Linked DNA regions of Homo sapiens: region 2 is linked to region 1. A link is an interaction called in ENCODE POLR2A ChIA-PET data of the cell type or tissue named here. Cell type or tissue: GM12878. All regions are shown on one strand. Links, peaks and the distances in the headings refer to the core of each region. The heading gives the core; the rest is flanking DNA. Region 1 has its middle 22 kb from the start of LINC01732. Region 2 overlaps QSOX1 (quiescin sulfhydryl oxidase 1).

The links. Peaks named below come from ENCODE experiments on the same cell type or tissue, not always from the same donor. Only the 100,000 strongest peaks of a DNase experiment are listed, where the experiment ranks them.
Region 2: POLR2A ChIA-PET joins it to region 1 with 9 read pairs; 2 of 35 experiments call an interaction of 5 or more read pairs at or near these places.

What each region holds. Positions count from the first base shown.
Region 1 is chr1:181,150,137-181,154,527 of GRCh38, forward strand. No RefSeq gene overlaps it. Among named protein-coding and RNA genes, the nearest start is that of LINC01732, 22 kb to the right of the region's middle. RefSeq lists enhancers at 1,777-4,382, 2,820-3,029 and a silencer at 2,869-3,153. In GM12878, for the core only: a CTCF peak has its summit at 3,086 (motif pointing left); DNase peaks (open chromatin) are centred at 2,005 and 3,105; H3K27ac peaks cover 1,139 bases.
Region 2 is chr1:180,173,249-180,177,639 of GRCh38, forward strand. QSOX1 (quiescin sulfhydryl oxidase 1) reads left to right here. Exons shown (of 12, transcript NM_002826.5): 3 at 2,073-2,118; 4 at 2,683-2,785. Among named protein-coding and RNA genes, the nearest start is that of QSOX1, 21 kb to the left of the region's middle. In GM12878, for the core only: no CTCF peak of the experiment used is centred there; no DNase peak of the experiment used is centred there.

The sequences.
Region 1 (4,391 bases), core at 316-4,315:
TATGGCTCCCTCCCAGCTTCAGTTCCCATTTGTCTTAGTCCATTTTCTGTTGCTATAACTGAATATCTCAGACTAGGTAATTTATAAAGAAAAGAAATTTATGGAATTATTGTAGTTCTGCAGGCTGGAAAGTCCAAGGTCAAGAAACCACATTGAGCAAGAGCCTTGCTGGTGGGGATTCTCCATAGAGGCTCAAGGTGGTGCAGGGTATCACATGGTGGAGGGCTCATGAGAGACCTGAACTGGCTTTTAATAACAGACTCGCTCTTGTGATAACAAACCCACTCCCCTGATTTCCCATTAATCCATTAGCCCATCAATCCATTAATCACATTAACTATTAATTATTAATCAGAGCCCTCCTGACCCATCACCTCTTAAAGGCCCCTCCTGTTAATACTGTTACATTAGAGATTAAGTTTCAACATGAGTTTCAGAGGGGACAAATTCTGTTCTTTTAGAGAGCCTCCCAGATTCCCTTCATGATTAGAATATGGTTATACAGTCTGAGCTGGGATTGAGTTAGGGTTACTGGATTGTGATTTCCAGCTGGTTTTAAGAACCATGAACCTGGTACTCAATAAATACTAGTTGATGGCCTGGGGAATGTGAAGCTTAGGCTTGTGTGATATTGGTGTTGGGTGGGCTTTCGGCAAGACACCAGTGGATATGGGCAATATCTTGGTGCTGATGTTGGCTGCTCCCAGATGCATCTGGGGACTTTTCCAATGCTAACCAACAGGTGCTATTTGTTATATCACAAAAATCCTCCAAGTCCACATGACTGAAAATTGGGGGCAAAGGTCACCTCTGAAAGCTTATTTCTATCTTATTCCTATGTCATTCCTGAAAAATCCATGTGCTTATTATAGATTGTAGTGGTGATAAAAGAGGTGAATTGCTGAACTGACAAAAATACTACAAAGTAGAAGCAGGGGATTAAATATACAAAATTGTAACCTGTGATCAAAATTGTGACTTTGATCTAGGCTTAGAAATTGTTACACCTTAGCCCATGTTACTGGCAGGCAATGTAAAGTCAATATATTGCCAAAGAATTTGTCAGCCACACTGGGCAGTGTCCTCTCTACTAAAAGGCCACAGCCATGGAATGAAAGCCCTGCTCCTGGTCACAGACAGCCCAGGTCTGTTCTGGGAGCCAGATTTAAGGGAGGCCATAGCAGTGCCAGATGGTAGAAGCCAGAATATGGACTGTGGAGCCGGGTAGAACCTGGTTTGAATCCTGCCTCTGCTGTGAATGACCTTGGGCATATAACTTAACCTCTCTGAGCTTCTCTGAGCCACTGTCTTCTTATCTGTGAAATGGGAATGGTAACATCACACTAGATTCTTGTCAAGATCAAAAAAAGATGATGTACTTATATGAGTACCTAGCACCATGCTTTGTTGACATTGACATGTGAGACCCTTTCTCTCAGACTCTATCCTGATTGCATCAGAATTCTACAAGGCCTGGCATCCACTTATCAAGGGTATTAATTTCCTCCACGAGGCTGCTTTGACCTCCAGAACCCAGCGGGCGTGCTCTTCTGAACTCTCCACCTTATCACCTCCATGGATCATATCTTGCTTTGCTGAGTGTGCTTTCTATTCCTGTATCTGCATTTTACTTCCTCGATTAGGGTGTAATCTCTTTCCAAGCAGAAGCTTTCATCTTTTTAAAATGTTCCATTTTTGCATTTTAGCGCCGTGCCTTTTTGCACATAGCGCTTGCTCAAAAAATAGGGATCGGTTGATATTTTATCTACTTTTGTGTCCTAAAAATTGCCCCAGAGTCATGAGCTGAACTTAGCTTACATGAGGTCGTTACTACAAAGTCACAACATGTTTATTCATTTATCTGTTTATGTGGTAGCCCTACCATGACTCACACATCCAAATGAGGATTGCAGCCGTATAAGGGGCACTGTGAAGGCTGACTGTGATTCTGGGAGCCTGTCACCTCGCAAAACATTTTTGGAACTCCTGCTTTGAATCAGTGCCAGAGTTGCAGTGGTGAATCTTCACACCTCCTGGGAGGAGTTATTTTTGGAAACAGTGAAAATCTGTCTGGTCACATTTGGTAGGTGTGGTCATTCAGGGCCTGAGTGTGAGGAGGGATGCTCAGTGGAGTGATAATTAGTTAATATTTAATTGGCCATTTCCAATGTGTCAGCCAGTTTACATCCACTGTCTTATTTTAATCTTAATGTGACCTCTATGAAGTAGGTGGTCTTGTTATCACCATTTTATAGAAAAGGGACCCTGAGGCACAGAGAGTATAAACCACACTCTGTACAGGGACTCCATGGCTTTTTACCCATTATTAAGCTAGTGTAGCAGGCACAGGGGACATACCCAAGTAACCCTTATGTACCCTAGCAGAGATGAGGGACCTGGACACCTTTTTTAAAAACAATAAGGCCAAGGACAGCCACATTTGGATTAGTGGGAGCAGGGGGAGAGTATGGGGAATGCGGGAACCCGGGAGGAGCTAAGAAAACTGGTCAGATCCTGCATCATAGGTGAGTACAGGCACCCCAGGGGGCCCAATGGGAGAGACCAGAGAAGGGAGGAGAGCACTGGGGCTTGTTTGGGAACCTCTGAGTGGGTAAAGATGGTCACTAAAATCTCCAACCAAAGGAATTCTTTTTATGCCTCTCTTTTTTGCTTTCTTAAAATTGTATTCATACTTGCTGATTATAAAAGGAGTTCAAGTTCATCGTAGAAAACTTAGAAAATATAGAGAAGTGATAAAGAAAATAAAAGTCATCTGTAAATGTCCCTCTCCTCCCCCAGGCCTCAGGCTTTGCTAAGACAAGGCCGCTGAGCAGATCAGCACACATCGGGTTATTTATAAAGCTCCCGCCTTCCTCTCCACCCACTCCCCTCTCTCTTGGCTACGGAGAAGCCTTCGGCCAGGACATTCCCTTGCAGCCTACTCAAGCTGCTATATAAAGCCCTGCACTTCTCGGGGCTGGATCAGAACGTTCCTTATCTCTCTGCAGCAGGACGCTGATAATCTGCCCAGCTGGCAGGCGCTCTGAGGTCGGCTTGGGCTGCTGCTCTCAGGGCCTACAGCCCCCGTGTGGTCGTCTTCTCTGGTTCCCACTGAAACTTGGCCAACAACACTAACTGAAACCTCAAATATAGGAAGTTGTTGGCTTGTTTCATTAGAGGGCAGTTGCCAGACAGCTGAGATGAACTTAATGGGCTTGGCATGGGTGACTGGTGTGTCCAGCACATTCAGGCTTAGTGGTCAATACTGATGGCCCATCGTAACGTCCCCTTCGGAAGCAGCTGTGCCAGCTCCCTCCTTCCCCAGCCCCCACCCCTGTTCCATCCCCTCTCTGCATTAGTGCTTGGCTCAGAGTCTTCTTCATCCATATGGCTTCTACAGGCAAAGGCCTTCTGTGGCCAGGTGGCCTGCTGCATTGCAGTGCCACAATTCCAGGCTGGACTTCTACCTAATTGAGAGTGGACCACAGCAGACGTACTTGCTCTGCCTAGAAAATAAGTTTTGTCATGAGAGGCAGAACCATCTTATTGCTGTAAGTCAGGGCAGAGGAGTGTGCAAAAGAGGCAAGGTATTATCCTGAAAAAATACACAGGTTTTAAATCGGAGCTGGTGTGACATCCTAGCTTCTCCACTTAGAAAGAAGTGTGATCCTAAGTAAGTTATGTAACCCCTTCGAAGCCTGGTTTTCTCATCTTTAAAATGTAGAGTGATATTTCCATCTTAGAACTGTTGTAAAATGTAAATAAGATGACATATGTAAAGCACTGAAAACATACATCAGATGGCATTATGGTAGCTATTTTTTTGTTTTGTTTTGTTTTGTTTTTGAGATGGAGTCTCACTCTGTTGCCCGGGCTGGAGTACAGTGGCACAATCTCGGCTCACTGCAACCTCTGCCTCCTGGGTTCAAGCAATTCTCCTGCCTCTACCTCTCAAGTAGATGGGATTACAGGCACCGACTACCACCCCCAGCTGATTTTTGTAGTTTTAGTAGAGACGGGATTTCACCATGTTGGCCAGGCTGGCCTCGAACTCCTGACCTCAGGTGATCTACCTGCCTCGGCCTCCCAAAATGCTAGGATTACAGGCATGCTAGGATTACAGGTGTGAGCCACCGTGCCCAGCCTTATGGTAGCTATTATAATTATTGTTAATAATATTATTATTTATGAACATTTGAATGAGAAAGAGTTGGTGGTTTCTTTTTTTCCTCTTAGATTCAAGATCCAATAGGGAAACTTTTGACCTTGGTTGTTAAGAAACCCATCTAGGCAGGTAGGTGTGTGTTTCCATTGATATTTAAATGAGTTTTTCAAGTGTTGAGAGAATTTTTTCAAAGCAACTTCTGGGCCCTGAGAAGGTTCTGGTTCAC
Region 2 (4,391 bases), core at 162-4,161, 980 kb before region 1:
ACTGCACCTGACCTGGTTTATTATTTGTCGGCAAACCAAACCCCAAATAGATGTATCTTCAATTTTGTTCATGAAAAAGTGTCAGTCCATAAATGCCGTAACTTACATTATCAATACGATCTCCTAATCAAGGAAATTTATGATCATTTTCTTAAGTATTAGGATAACATAATTTTAATAGGCCAATAAAATTAAATAACTGTAAAGAACGCTATTTAAATATGTGTGGTATGTATAAGTGGATGGTTTTCATCCACAATAAAAGTTTATATTAATGTTTTGAAAAGAGAGAGTAAAGCAGTGAGCAGGAGTAAGGGCCCGGGGGAGGTCACAGGGAGCAGAAGGTTGCAGATGGGGAGAGACAGGTGGCTTCTCTGCAGCCTTTGTTCCTCATGTGGGAGAGGGTAGCAGGTGGCTTCCAGATTTTCTGCCTACAAATGTCTGTAACAAACAAGTCCTAGCTGATCATGGTTCCTAGTGTTTAAAAGGTATGAAGGAGGGAAGGGGATGCTGGTGGTGGGTGATGATGGTACAGTTAACATGTACCAGTTCCTTGATGTATGCACTAGGTACCATGCTAAGCACTTTAGATGTATGGTCATGGAATCCTCACAAGTCTTCAAGGTAGATGGTGTCATCCTCATTTCAAAGATGAGAACACAAAGGTTCGGAGCAGTTGATGCGTTGCCCAAGGTCACACAGCAAGAGCAAAGCAGAACCAGTCCTTGAACGAGGTCTGCCAGAGCCCGGGGCCTGTTCTCAGCTGCCAGCTTGGGATAAGGCCAAACAGCTCTATCCCAAGGAGGGAGAAGGAAACCAGTGTTTGGCTGTTGGAGGCAGAAGTCCAAGGTAGTGAAAAGTGGCCCCGAGGCTAGAGTCCCACAGGAAGAAGCCTCTTCCCAGCCTGCAGGCTCTCCCCTAGGCAGTTCAGTGGCCGGCTTCCAGGACAACTCAACTGTGTTCCCTCCTGAATCGGAAGAGCGCAGGCAAAAGCCTTGGCAGCTGTCTTGCCGCCTGGGCAGAAGCCCAGATTGCCAGGAGTCAGGCTCTGTTCGGTCTGTCCTCTTGCCCCAAGGAGGTGACAGACTAGGCTTGGGGTGTCATGTACATGGGAAAAGAGGACAAAGTGGTGAGTTAAATCAGCTAGTCTGTAGCAAGGCATGTTTCCCCAGGGACTCAGGTCCCCGCTTCAAGAGAACCTGTTCTGGAGACCCCTTCCTTGACTGTGTCTGCTGTGCTGGGCTGGGACTTAGTGGACAGAGACAGCAGCCTGTAAGCCCCTTTTCCCAAGTAAGGAGCAAGGGCACATTGACATAGAAGCAAGCTGACATTTCCCAAGGGACGTAGGAAGTGCCTGCACTTCATGTTTTCAGATGAGTCTGCAAAGGAAAACAGCAGTGGTACTTCATCACTCATCCATTCGATAAATATTGGTTAGTAATTACATGCTAGGTACTGTGCTGCATAGAAATGGCCCTCGAGGAGGAAAGTGTATGAACTGCTGCCCACAGGATCCATGGATGCTTCTGAGGGGTGTGGGAGGGTAACAGGGGAGGGAGCCAGTGTCCAGCTCCTAGAGCAACCTCCCCCCAACTCCCCCCAATTCACCATTTTACAGATGAAGAAACAGGCTCGGCCAGGCGCCTATAATCCTGACACTTTGGGAGGCTGAGGCGGGCAGATCACAGGTCAGGAGTTCGAGATCAGCCTTGCCAACACAGTGAAACCCCATCTCTACTAAAAATACACACAAAAAAAATTAGTCGAGTGTGGTGGTGGGCGCCTGTAGTCCCAGCTACCTGGGAAGCTGAGGCAGGAGAGTCCCTTGAACCTGGGAGGCAGAGCTTGCAGTGAGCCGAGATCGCGCCACTGCACTCCAGCCTGAGCGACAGAGCGAGACTCTGTCTCAAAAAAAAAAAAAGAAAGAAAGAAAAAAGAAACAGGCTCAACAACATTAAGTGATTTGCCCAGCCACCGCATTGAATAAGTAGGCAGATTTTCAGAGCAGGCCTGCGTGGCTGCACTCTTGGCCACTATCTATTACTGATGCCCACCTGTGTGTTTGCTTCCAGTTCTTCAAGGCCTTTACCAAGAACGGCTCGGGAGCAGTATTTCCAGGTGGGTGCCCAGCTCTGGTTGTCCTGTTAGCATCTTCCTCCCCCAACCTCCCTCTTCACCTGGGTTTCTATTGGGGTGGAGAAAGCCCTGGCAGTCGGCAGGGTCGAGGGTGAGGCGGTCCCCACGGGAAGCCTAACTTGTGTCTTCCCAAAACTATCCTCCCAGTCAGCTTTAGGGAAAGGCAGGATGAAGAAGCCCTTCAGGTTGGACATATCCAGGGCCCTAGGGTCGGGGCAGGGGCACCATGTTCCCAGAAGAGCTCTTCTGTCACAATGGGGTTGGCGCCCAGAGAGCAGACCAGAGCCCTTGGGGAAAGTCCTGACGACTCCCAGTTCTGAGGGATTCTTTCCTGTCTGAGGGATGGGTGTCCTTGCACTACTTGGGGCCACAGGAGGACTACTCAAGCCCCATTCTTCTAGCACAGGGAAGGACTGACGCCTCGTCTGTCTCTGTCAGAGCTGGCTGTGCCCTCGGCCCTTTGTTTCTGGGAGTGAAGGTGGCCAGTGTGCTGTGGAAGCAGCTCTGCTCTCCTGACACTCCGCTCACGCCTGTTTTCATTTACAGTGGCTGGTGCTGACGTGCAGACACTGCGGGAGAGGCTCATTGACGCCCTGGAGTCCCATCATGACACGTGGCCCCCAGCCTGTCCCCCACTGGAGCCTGCCAAGTACTTTGGGCTGGGGCAGGCTTAGTGCATTGTGGGCCAGGATCCCAGGCCTGGGAGTGAGAGGGTGGTGGGAACAGCAGGGCGGGGACCCCAGTTTATTTTCCTTGCTGCCTTTGCCTGTGGGGCTCACACACCAGTCTGCTGGAGCTACTCCAGAACCAAGTGGCAGCTGATGGCTGGTGGTGGGCTTCCTATCGCACAGGTCCTGCTGAAGAGCCCTGTTTTTCTGGGGCTGACTGATGGTGCAAGGGTCCATCCCACCAGGTGGGAAGGAAAAGATGGATGGGGCTTCTCCAGGTTGTACCTGCTGCTGTTTCTTGCTACCTTCCCTCAAAATGTTTGCGGGACGCAGCAGGATTTCACATGCTCTATCCCCGGGAAGGCCACTGAGAGTCAGAATGGCATGAGGAGGAAAAAGGAGATCAAATATTTTGAGGGAAATTGGGGGGAGGTGGAGAGAAGGTGGTCATGCCTGGGGCATGGGGGTGGCCCCTGGCTCTCTGTATGGCAGAGCATCAGGTGCAGTGGCCGGTGCTCTGTATCTGTCAGCCAGGCAAGCTTCCCAGCTTGCCTCTTTTCCAGGAAAATGAAGACAGTAAGGTGCATGGTCTTGCCCATACTTTCCCAAAGAAGAGACAGCTAGATTAAAAACACTAGGCCCCCCACTTCTGGATCAGAACTCAAGATAGGATAATGCCCACCTCGGAGGACTCTTGCCAAGAAGGAACAAATCCATGTACCAGCAGGAGCTGCTAGAGGGAGCCCAGCCTTGTACACAGTGGAGGCCCCAGGTGCTAAGAAGGCCTCACAAGGCCGCTGTTGGTGCGCAGAGGCTCTCTTAAAAGTTTGTGTGCAGGTGCTCTCAGAGACATGGCCCTGCTGAGAGATTGTGTTTCCAAGTGTCAGTTGGGGTTGAATCCAACTCACAATGACTCCTTTGTCATCTTTCCCAATTTTCCATCCTCCAGAGGGCCTCCAGGGGACCCTGGATACAGCATAGTCTTTATGTGGTTTGGGGTTCCACAGCCAGACCCTGTCTCTCCAGAAAACACCCATGTCAGCCTGTGCCCTGGTCCTTGCTGCTTCTATTTCTCAATGACTGTGTTTCCATCTCCCTCCTTACACACACACGTACATCCTCATGGCACATTTTCAGCCCTGGGGTATCTCAAAAGCAACAGCTCAAGCAATCCTGCCAAGGTCTCTCAAAGTGATCCTTTTTTTTTTTTTTTTTTGGAAGACAGAATCTCGCTCTGTTGCCCAGGCTGGGAGTGCAGCGGCACGATCTTGGCTCACTGCAACCTCCACCTCCTGGGTTCAAGCAATTCTGCCGCCTCAGCCTCCCGAGTAGCTGGGACTACAGGCGCCTGCCACCAAGCCTGGCTAATTTTTTGTATTTTTAGTAGAGATGGGGTTTCACCATGTTGCCCAGGGTGGTCTCAAACACCTCAGCTCAGGCAATCGGCCTGCCTTGGCCTCCCAAAGTACTGGGATTACAGGCATAAGCCACTGCACCCAGCCCAAAGCAATCCTTTTAAAGAACTTTAGGAAGGAGGTAGAGATGTGTGATGAAAGGTGAGCTGCCTCTTCTGAAGTCTGAGGGTGG